Regions from separate parts of the Homo sapiens genome. Here region 2 is linked to region 1. A link is an interaction called in ENCODE POLR2A ChIA-PET data of the cell type or tissue named here. Cell type or tissue: MCF 10A. All regions are shown on one strand. Region 1 overlaps AXL (AXL receptor tyrosine kinase). Region 2 overlaps ITPKC (inositol-trisphosphate 3-kinase C).

Evidence for each region. ChIA-PET counts read pairs that join two places held together with the same protein. Peaks named below come from ENCODE experiments on the same cell type or tissue, not always from the same donor. Only the 100,000 strongest peaks of a DNase experiment are listed, where the experiment ranks them.
Region 2: POLR2A ChIA-PET joins it to region 1 with 7 read pairs; 1 of 35 experiments calls an interaction of 5 or more read pairs at or near these places.

The regions. Positions count from the first base shown.
Region 1 is chr19:41,224,043-41,228,042 of GRCh38, forward strand. All of the region lies in intron 4 of AXL (AXL receptor tyrosine kinase), which reads left to right. Among named protein-coding and RNA genes, the nearest start is that of AXL, 6.8 kb to the left of the region's middle. RefSeq lists an enhancer at 209-1,144. In MCF 10A, no CTCF peak of the experiment used is centred here; DNase peaks (open chromatin) are centred at 1,829 and 2,199.
Region 2 is chr19:40,720,347-40,724,346 of GRCh38, forward strand. All of the region lies in intron 1 of ITPKC (inositol-trisphosphate 3-kinase C), which reads left to right. Among named protein-coding and RNA genes, the nearest start is that of ITPKC, 5.2 kb to the left of the region's middle. In MCF 10A, no CTCF peak of the experiment used is centred here; DNase peaks (open chromatin) are centred at 395 and 2,085.

The sequences.
Region 1 (4,000 bases):
TTATAGCATGTCTCTCTCTCTACGTTTCTTAGGGGTTGCCCGTGTGTGGGTGTCTGTGTGTGTGCGCATGATGGAGTGTACCAGTGTCAGCCTGTGTCTGTCCCTCTTTTTTGTGTTTGTGTGTTCACAGCTGGGACTCACTGTATGAAAGTAAAGTGTGCCTGGAGGGTAGTGGGTTTGGGGCTATGGTGCACACCTCTCTGTATGGAGGTGGTAGTGTCAGCCCACAGGTGTGCAGCTATGGGTGTGAGAGTGTCCTAGTGAGAGCTTGTGTTCCCTTGCAGAATCAGAACGTGTCCATGGATAACTTGTGTTTCTTACCACCTTTTTTCCCCCTTATTTTTTTTCAAGATAAGCTCCCGCTGTGTAACCCAGGCTGGAGTGCAGTACTGTGATCATGGCTCACTGTAGCCTCCACCTCCTGGGCTCAAGCAATCCTCCTACCTCAGCACCCTCCCACCCCTCAAGCAGCTGGGACTATAGGCATGTGCCACCATACCCAGATAGTTTTTGAATTTTTTGGTAGAGACAGAGTCTCGCCATGTTGCCCAGGCTGCTCTTGAACTCCTGGCCTCAAGTGATCCTCCCGCCTCGGCCTCCCAAAGTGTTGGGATTTACAGGCGTGAGCCACTGCTCTCAACCCTCAGCCTCTTACCAGCTTTCTGTGTGTGTCCATAGATGTCTCTGTGGCGTGTGTGTATATGTCACAGGGTAAGCATGTTGGTGTATGACTGTAGTCACAGACCTGTGTGTGTGTGTGTGTGTGTAACAGCACCCTCTGCTTCTCTCTGGTCTCCCTGTGTGTGCACTGGCCCCTGCTGCCTCTGAGTACATGACCTAAGGATGCTTACCAGTCAGCGTATAGATGTGTCTCTGTGTCAATCTATGTGTCCATGGCAGTGTCTCCATCCTTGTGTGTCTGCATCAGGCCTGCGCATCTACGAAACTGTGTTTTTTTGTTTTTTGGGGTTTTTGTTTTGAGACGGAGTCTCACTCTGTCACCCAAGCTGGAGTGCAGTGGCACGATCTTGGCTTACTGTAACTTCCGCCTCCGGGGTTCAAGGGATTCTCCTGCCTCAGCCTCCTGAGGAGCTGCGATTACAGGCACGCCTGGCTTATTTTTGTATTTTTAGTAAAGACAGGGTTTCATGACAGGTTTGTCATGTTGGCCAGGCTGGTCTCAAACTCCTGACCTCAAGTGATCCACCGGCCTCGGCCTCCCAAAGTACTGGGATTACAGGCGTGAGCCACCGCACCCAGCGCAAATGTGTTTTTGTATCAGTCTGTGTCTGGGTGAACATGAAACCTGGGCGCATCCAGCTCCATCTTATGGCGTAGATGGAGGCTTGGCTGTGAGGTGTACGCGTCGGTGTGTCTGTGTCTGAGCAGGTCAAAATGACCCTTCATTGTGTCCTGGTGTGTATCTATCTGTCCACCTCAACTCCATGTACGCTGTTACGTGGTGTGTGTCTCTGAATATACAGGGACATTTAAGTTTCTGTGTGTGTTGGCATCAGCCTAGATGTACATTGCGTCGCTAGGTGTTTGTAATCAATGTGTACATGTGTGACTGTGTGTTTATGTGTTTGTCCCACGTTGGCTTGTATGCATACATGTCTCTTTATGAATGTACATCAGTGTCAGCCCGCGTGTATATGTGTGAGTCACGGTGTTTTTGTGTCACTGTGTTTGTGACATCAGCCCTTGCATATCTGTGTGCCGTTAACTTACCAAGCGCTGCGTCTTCTGTGCTAATAACAGCCCCTGTGTGTTTAAGTGTGATTCATTGTGAGTGTGTGTGTGGGGGGGTTTGCTGTGTGAAGGAATTTCGTCCGTTTGTGTGCGTCTGTCCCTCTATCTGACTCAGGGCGTGCCCCTCCTCCTTCCATCCCTCTCATTCTCTGGAAAAGCTGGGGCGGAGAGCAGGGGTTGTGGGGGGATGGTCAGGACATCTGGAAAGCACATCTGGAATCGGCCTGCTCCTGTCGTCTTGCGGTAAAGCAAGAACCTTCTGGAGGGGAAGGGGTCCCAGTTCCTCCTGTCCCCTTCACTCAAGGTGCGGCCGTTGGGGCCTGGGAAGGGGGATCCCGGCTCTGGCTCCGCGCCCCCGAAGCCGGCCGGAAGCGCTGGGGTGGGGAGGTGCCCCCGGTGACTCACGCGGGGGCAGGAATGCTGCGGTCGGAACGGGACCCGGCTCCAGAACCCACCTCCAGCCCCAGGGCTTCTCCGGCCGGCGGCGCCAGCTCCCGCGCGCTGACCCTGGCGGGGCCCCACGTGCCAGGTGGCTGGACCCGACCCAGGCTCCCCGCCCCCACTCGGGCCGCCCGCCCGGGACTGTACTGTTTCTCCTCCGGGCGGCGCGGGGGCTGCGGGCGCGGGGCCTTCAGGGCGCGGAGGCTGCGGGAGCGGGCACCTGACCTTGTCTGGGAACGGCCACCTAGGAAGCCGCGACTGAGGAGCTCCCCTACCCTCCCCTTTCCGGCCTCTGCAGACTTTGCACCATTCCACTCCCTCCGCTGACGGAGAAAAGGAAACTTTGTGTCTGCGGATGGAGAGCCTCCCTTGCCAACGCGGTGGGAACAGAGGCGTACACGCACGGAGCAAACACGAGAGACACGTACACAGATACTCAACACATGCACGTACACACCATCCACAGATACACGCAGGGTCACAAACATACCAGCTCAGAAACACAAACACAGATGCACAAGCACACGCGTAAACAACACGCAGAACTGCAGTCGCACTTACAAGACTTGGTCCCAGGGCCGGGCACCGAGTGGCTCTGCCTGCGATCCAGCACTTTGGGAGGCCGAGGCGGGAGGATCGCTTGGGGCCAGAAGTTTGAGAGCAGCCTGGGCAACGTGGTGAGACTCTCCTCTTCTCTACAAAAAAAAATTGAAAAGTTAGCCAAGTGTGGTGGCCGCCTGTAGTCCCAGCTGCTTGGGAGGATGAGACAGGAGGATCGCTTGAGCCCTGGAGGTCAAGGCAGCAGTGAGCCGTGATTGTGCCACTGTACTGCAGCCTGGGAGATAGAGCAAGAACCTGTCTCAAAAAACAAAACGAAAAACTTGGTCCTTCTTACATCCTAGCGCAGACATTGTGTGTGTGTGCTGGGGGAGGGGGGTGTCTATGTTTCTACGTGTATCTGTGTTGGGGGATTCCCCTTATTCACCAGGATACGTTCTCTAAGAGCCCCCACAAAAGCCTGAAACAATGAATAATACTAAACCCTGTATATACTACACATAACTTTCTTTTTCCTTCACAATTTCGCAGATAGATTGTTTTCTTACTATAGATCTTAGCAACCTCAGTACATATATATATGATTATCTTTTTCTAAGTGGAGAATTTTCACCTTTTCACTTAAAAGGAAGCACTTTAAGGCTTCTCTTTGGCCTATCCGAATTGCAGCCATCACTATTTTGCACCCTGGGGCCTTTTTTTTTTTTTTTTAGACAGAGTCTCTCTCTGTCGCCCAGGCTGGAGTGCAGTGTGGCGACCTTGGCTCACTGCAACCTCCGCAGCCCGGGTTCTAGCAGTTATCGTGCCTCAGCCTCCCGAGTAGCTGGGATTACAGGCACGCGCCACCATGCCCGGCTGATTTTTTTGTATTTTTAGTAGAGACGGGGGTTTCACTGTGTTGCCCAGGCTTGTCTTAAACTCCTAATCTCAAGTGATCCACCCGCCTCGGCCTCCCAAAGTGCTGGGATTACAGATGTGAGCCATAGCACCCGGCCAGGCGATTATTTAGATAAATAAGAGTTTCTTGAACTCTGCACTTGAGCACTGCAGTACCAGGACAGTTGATCTGATAGCTAAGTGACTTACAGACAGGTATCAGATACAGCACTGAGATGCTGGACAAAGGGGGGATTCACGTTCTAGGCCAACCAGAGTGGGATGGCATGAGGTTTCATCACAGTACTCAGAACGGCATGCAATTTAAAACTTAGGAGTTATATCTGGAATTTTCCATTGAAATATTTTTAGA
Region 2 (4,000 bases), 500 kb before region 1:
ACAGAGCAAGACTCGGTCTCAAAAAAAAAAAAACAAAAACAACAGATGGGGAAGCTGAGGCATAGAGAGGTGAGAGATTCTTTGCTTAGGGTTGGCCACGTCAAGTCAGAGCCAGGATTCTAACTCAGTTCTGGCTGAGTTTCAAACCCATCGTTTAAACCCTCCAGTGTGTAGATCTGTTCCTAACTTGTCTCCCTCCCAGGCCTCCCTATCTCCAGTTTTTTTCTCATCCTTCCAGAATCTGCCTCCATGGCCCAGCTTTGTCTGCTCAGGTGCCCTCTCTGAGAGCAGTCAGGGGCTCAGTGCTGCGTTTGGAGCCTCCGGTCTCCAGGCGCCTTCCCAGAATCGACTTCCTTCCCTCCTCCTGACCCCCTCTGCTGTAACTAGGCCTGAGTACACACTGTTCCTTGAACACTCTTCTGTTGTCCTGCCTCCACGCATTGCTCAAGCCGTTCCCACTGCCCAGCATACCCGTGCTTCCTTCTCCCTTAATTTTGAAATCCTCTCTGACCGTAAAGGCTCAGCTTCCTTTCTCCCTTTCCTCCTTCCTTCCTTCTCACCATCCTGTCCTTTTTTTAAAATTGTGTTCTCTTTCTTTTTCTTTTTTTGGTAGGGATGGGGTCTTGCTATCTTGCCCAGGCTGGTCTTGAACTCCTGGGCTCAAGTGATCCTCCTGCCTCAGCCTCCCAAAGTGCTGGGATTACAGGTGTGCTATCCTATTCTTCTAATGAGACAAAAATCACTCCCTAAGCCCCTACCATGTATTTGGTCCTATGTTAGCTTTGCTGGGGAAACAGCAGTGACCAAGACACTCATGGAGCTCCCAGGCCCATGAAAGAGACAGACCAATCAGCCGACAGTCACAGTTCAGAGTGGTCAGGAGGATGTGTGAGCCCAGAAGGAGGTCACTGGCCAGACACAGGGTATCAGAGAGGGCTTCCTGGAGGAAGGGGCATATAAGCTGAGACCATTGTGAAAAAAATCCGAGAAAGCCCAGATAAACCATTGGATCTAACTTTTTTTTTTTTTTTGGAGGGCGTGCAGTGCGGAGTTTCACTCTGTTGCCTAGGCTGAAGTGCAGTGGCGAGATCTCAGTTCACTGCAACCTCAGCCTCCCGGGTTCAAGTGATTCTCCTGCCTCGGCCTCCCAAGTAGCTGGGACTACAAGCGCACGCCACCACGCCCGGCTAATTTTTTTTTTTAGTAGAGAGTGGGTTTCACTATGTTGGCCAGGCTGGTTCTGAGCTCCTGACCTCAGGTGATCCACCCACCTCAGCCTCCCAAAGTGCTGGGATTACAAGCATGAGCCACTGTGCCCGGCCCGGATCTAACATAAAACAGAGAGAGAAGATATTATGTTTATGATTAAGGGGCCAGGTGTGGTGGCTTATGCCTATAATCCCAGCACTTTGGGAGGCTGAGGTGGGAGGATTGCCTGAGCCCAGAAATTTGAGACCACCCTGGGCAACACAGTGAGACCTCATCTCTACTAAAAGGAAAAAAGAACTAGCTAGATGTGGTGGTATATGCCTGTTTTCCAGCTATTCGGGAGGCTAAAGCAGGAGGATTGCTTGAGCCTGGGAGGCAGAGGTTGCAGTGAGCCAAGATCACACCTCTGCACTCCAGCCTGGGCAACAGAGTGAGATCCTGTCTCAAAAAAAAAAAAAATTACTATTAAAAAAATCCCAACTAACATTCTTCAGTCCAAGCATCAAAGAATGTTTCTGGAGCGTCTGTCGTGTGCCAGGCCATGTGCTGGGGACATAATCATAACCATGACAACCCCAGTCTCTGCCATCATGAGCTTGTAGTCCAGCAAGTGTGTAGGGGATAAGCCCCAAGGCACTGGGATCCAACCAGAGCTAGAACCCCAGCGCTGTGTGGGGTGATGTTAGGTAAGTGGCTTCACCTCTCAGACCCTCTGTTTCCTCCTTTGTAACACCGAGACGATAATCTCCCTGGGGTTGTGTTTTTAGAAATTAAGTAGGTTGTGGCACACTGAGTCTTTGTCATTGTGTCTGGAATGTTCCAGGTACTTAGTAAACAGGAACCTTTATTAATCATCTCTTCCCCAGGGCCGGCAGCTGGATTGGGGAGGGACTAGCCCTTCCCGAACCCTGACTCCCTCTTAACCTTCCCACTGTCAAAGAGATGTCTGTGAGGTAGCTGGGCTCTGAGGGGGCGGGAGAGATGAACACGTCCCTGATCCTGGGGTAGGAGAGGGATGAGCCATACAGTTTCCTTCTCTGGAGGTGACCCACTCTTCCAGTACTTGCTAAGGGACTTGACATGCTTGTGGGGTGCAGAATGTATTCCTGTGTGTGTATGTGTTCATGAATCAGACACTAACCCTGTCTCAAAAAGCTCATAGTTTAGTCGGCATGATACAACGAAAACCCTGTTTTCTATTTGCTTCTCTGGTTTTCTTTCTTTCTTTCTTATTTTTTTGAGTCAGGGTCTCACTGGGTCACCCAGTCTGGAGTGCAGTGGCACAATCACTGCTCACTGCAGCCTCACCCTCCAGGGCTCAAGTGATCCTCCCACCTTAGCCTCCTGAGTAGCTGGGACTACAGGTGCACACCACCACGCCTAGCTGATTCTTAATTTTTTATTTATTTATTTATTTATTTTTTGAGATGGAGTCTCGCTTTCTCGCCCAGGCTGGAGTGCAGTGGCACAATCTCGGCTCACTGCAACCTCTGCCTCTCAGGTTCACACCATTCTCCTGCCTCAGCCTCCCGAGTAGCTGGGACTGCAGGTGCCCGCCACCATGCCCAGCTAATTTTTTGTATTTTTAGTAGAGACGGGGTTTCACTGTGTTAGCCAGGATGGTCTCAATCTCCTGACCTCATGATCCGCCTGCCTCAGCCTCCCAAAGTGCTGGGATTACAGGCATGAGCCACTGCGCCCGGCCTAATTTTTAAACATTTTGTAGAGATGGGGTCTTGCTATATTGCCCAGGCTGGCCTCAATCTCCTGGGCTCAGTGGTCCTCCCACCTTGGTTTCCCAGTGTTGAGATTACAGGCGTAAGCCATCGTACCCGCTGCTTTTGTGGTTTCCTTTGTTCTCTCTCTCTTTGTCTACTTCTGTTCATCTTTTTCTTTTCATCATTACTTTGTATCTCTCTCTTTTAGTCTTCCTATATTTGTTTTGTTTTTTTTTTGTTTTTGAGACAGTCTTGCTCTGTCGCCCAGGCTGGAGTGCAGTGGCGTGTTCTTGGCTCACCGCAACCTCTGCCTCTCGGGTTCAAACGACTCTCATGCCTCAGCCTCCTGAGTAGCTGGGACTACAGGTGTGTATCACCACGCCCGGCTAATTTTTGTATTTTTAGTAGAGGTGGGGTTTCACCATGTTGGCCAGGCTGGTCTCAAACTCCTGACCTCAGGTGATCTGCCCACCTCACCCTCCCGAAATGCTGGGATTACAGGTGAGAGCCACCACACCCGGCCTATTTCTTTATCTTTTAGCAATTCTATACCTGTCTCTGTATTAGTCAGGGTAGGTCAGGATTTTCTGCAGTAACAAAGAGCCCCCAAATCTTAGTGACTTAGAACAACAAAGGATTATTTTGCTTTATACTACACATTGGTCACAGGTCAGTGGTGGGTCAAGGGCTCTGCTTCATGCTGTCTTCACTCAGGGTCCCAGGCTGAGGGAGCTTCCATTTCTTTTCTTACTCCCTCCCCCACTGGGGAACAAACGTGGCGAGTCATAAACTGGCTCTTAAGGCTCCTACCCGAAAGTGACACTTCTGCTCCCAGTTAATTGGCCAAAGCAAGGCCAGGTGTGGTGGCTCACACCTATAATCCCAGCACTTTGGAGACCAAGATGGGAGGATTGCATGAGGCCAGGAGTTCAAGACCAGCCTGGGCAACATAGCAAGATGCCATAAAGTAGCTGGGCATGGTGGCACACGCCTGTAGTCCTGACTACTCAGGAGGCTGGGATGGGAGCATCGCTTGAGTCCAGGAGTTGGAGGTTGCAGTGAGCTATGATGGT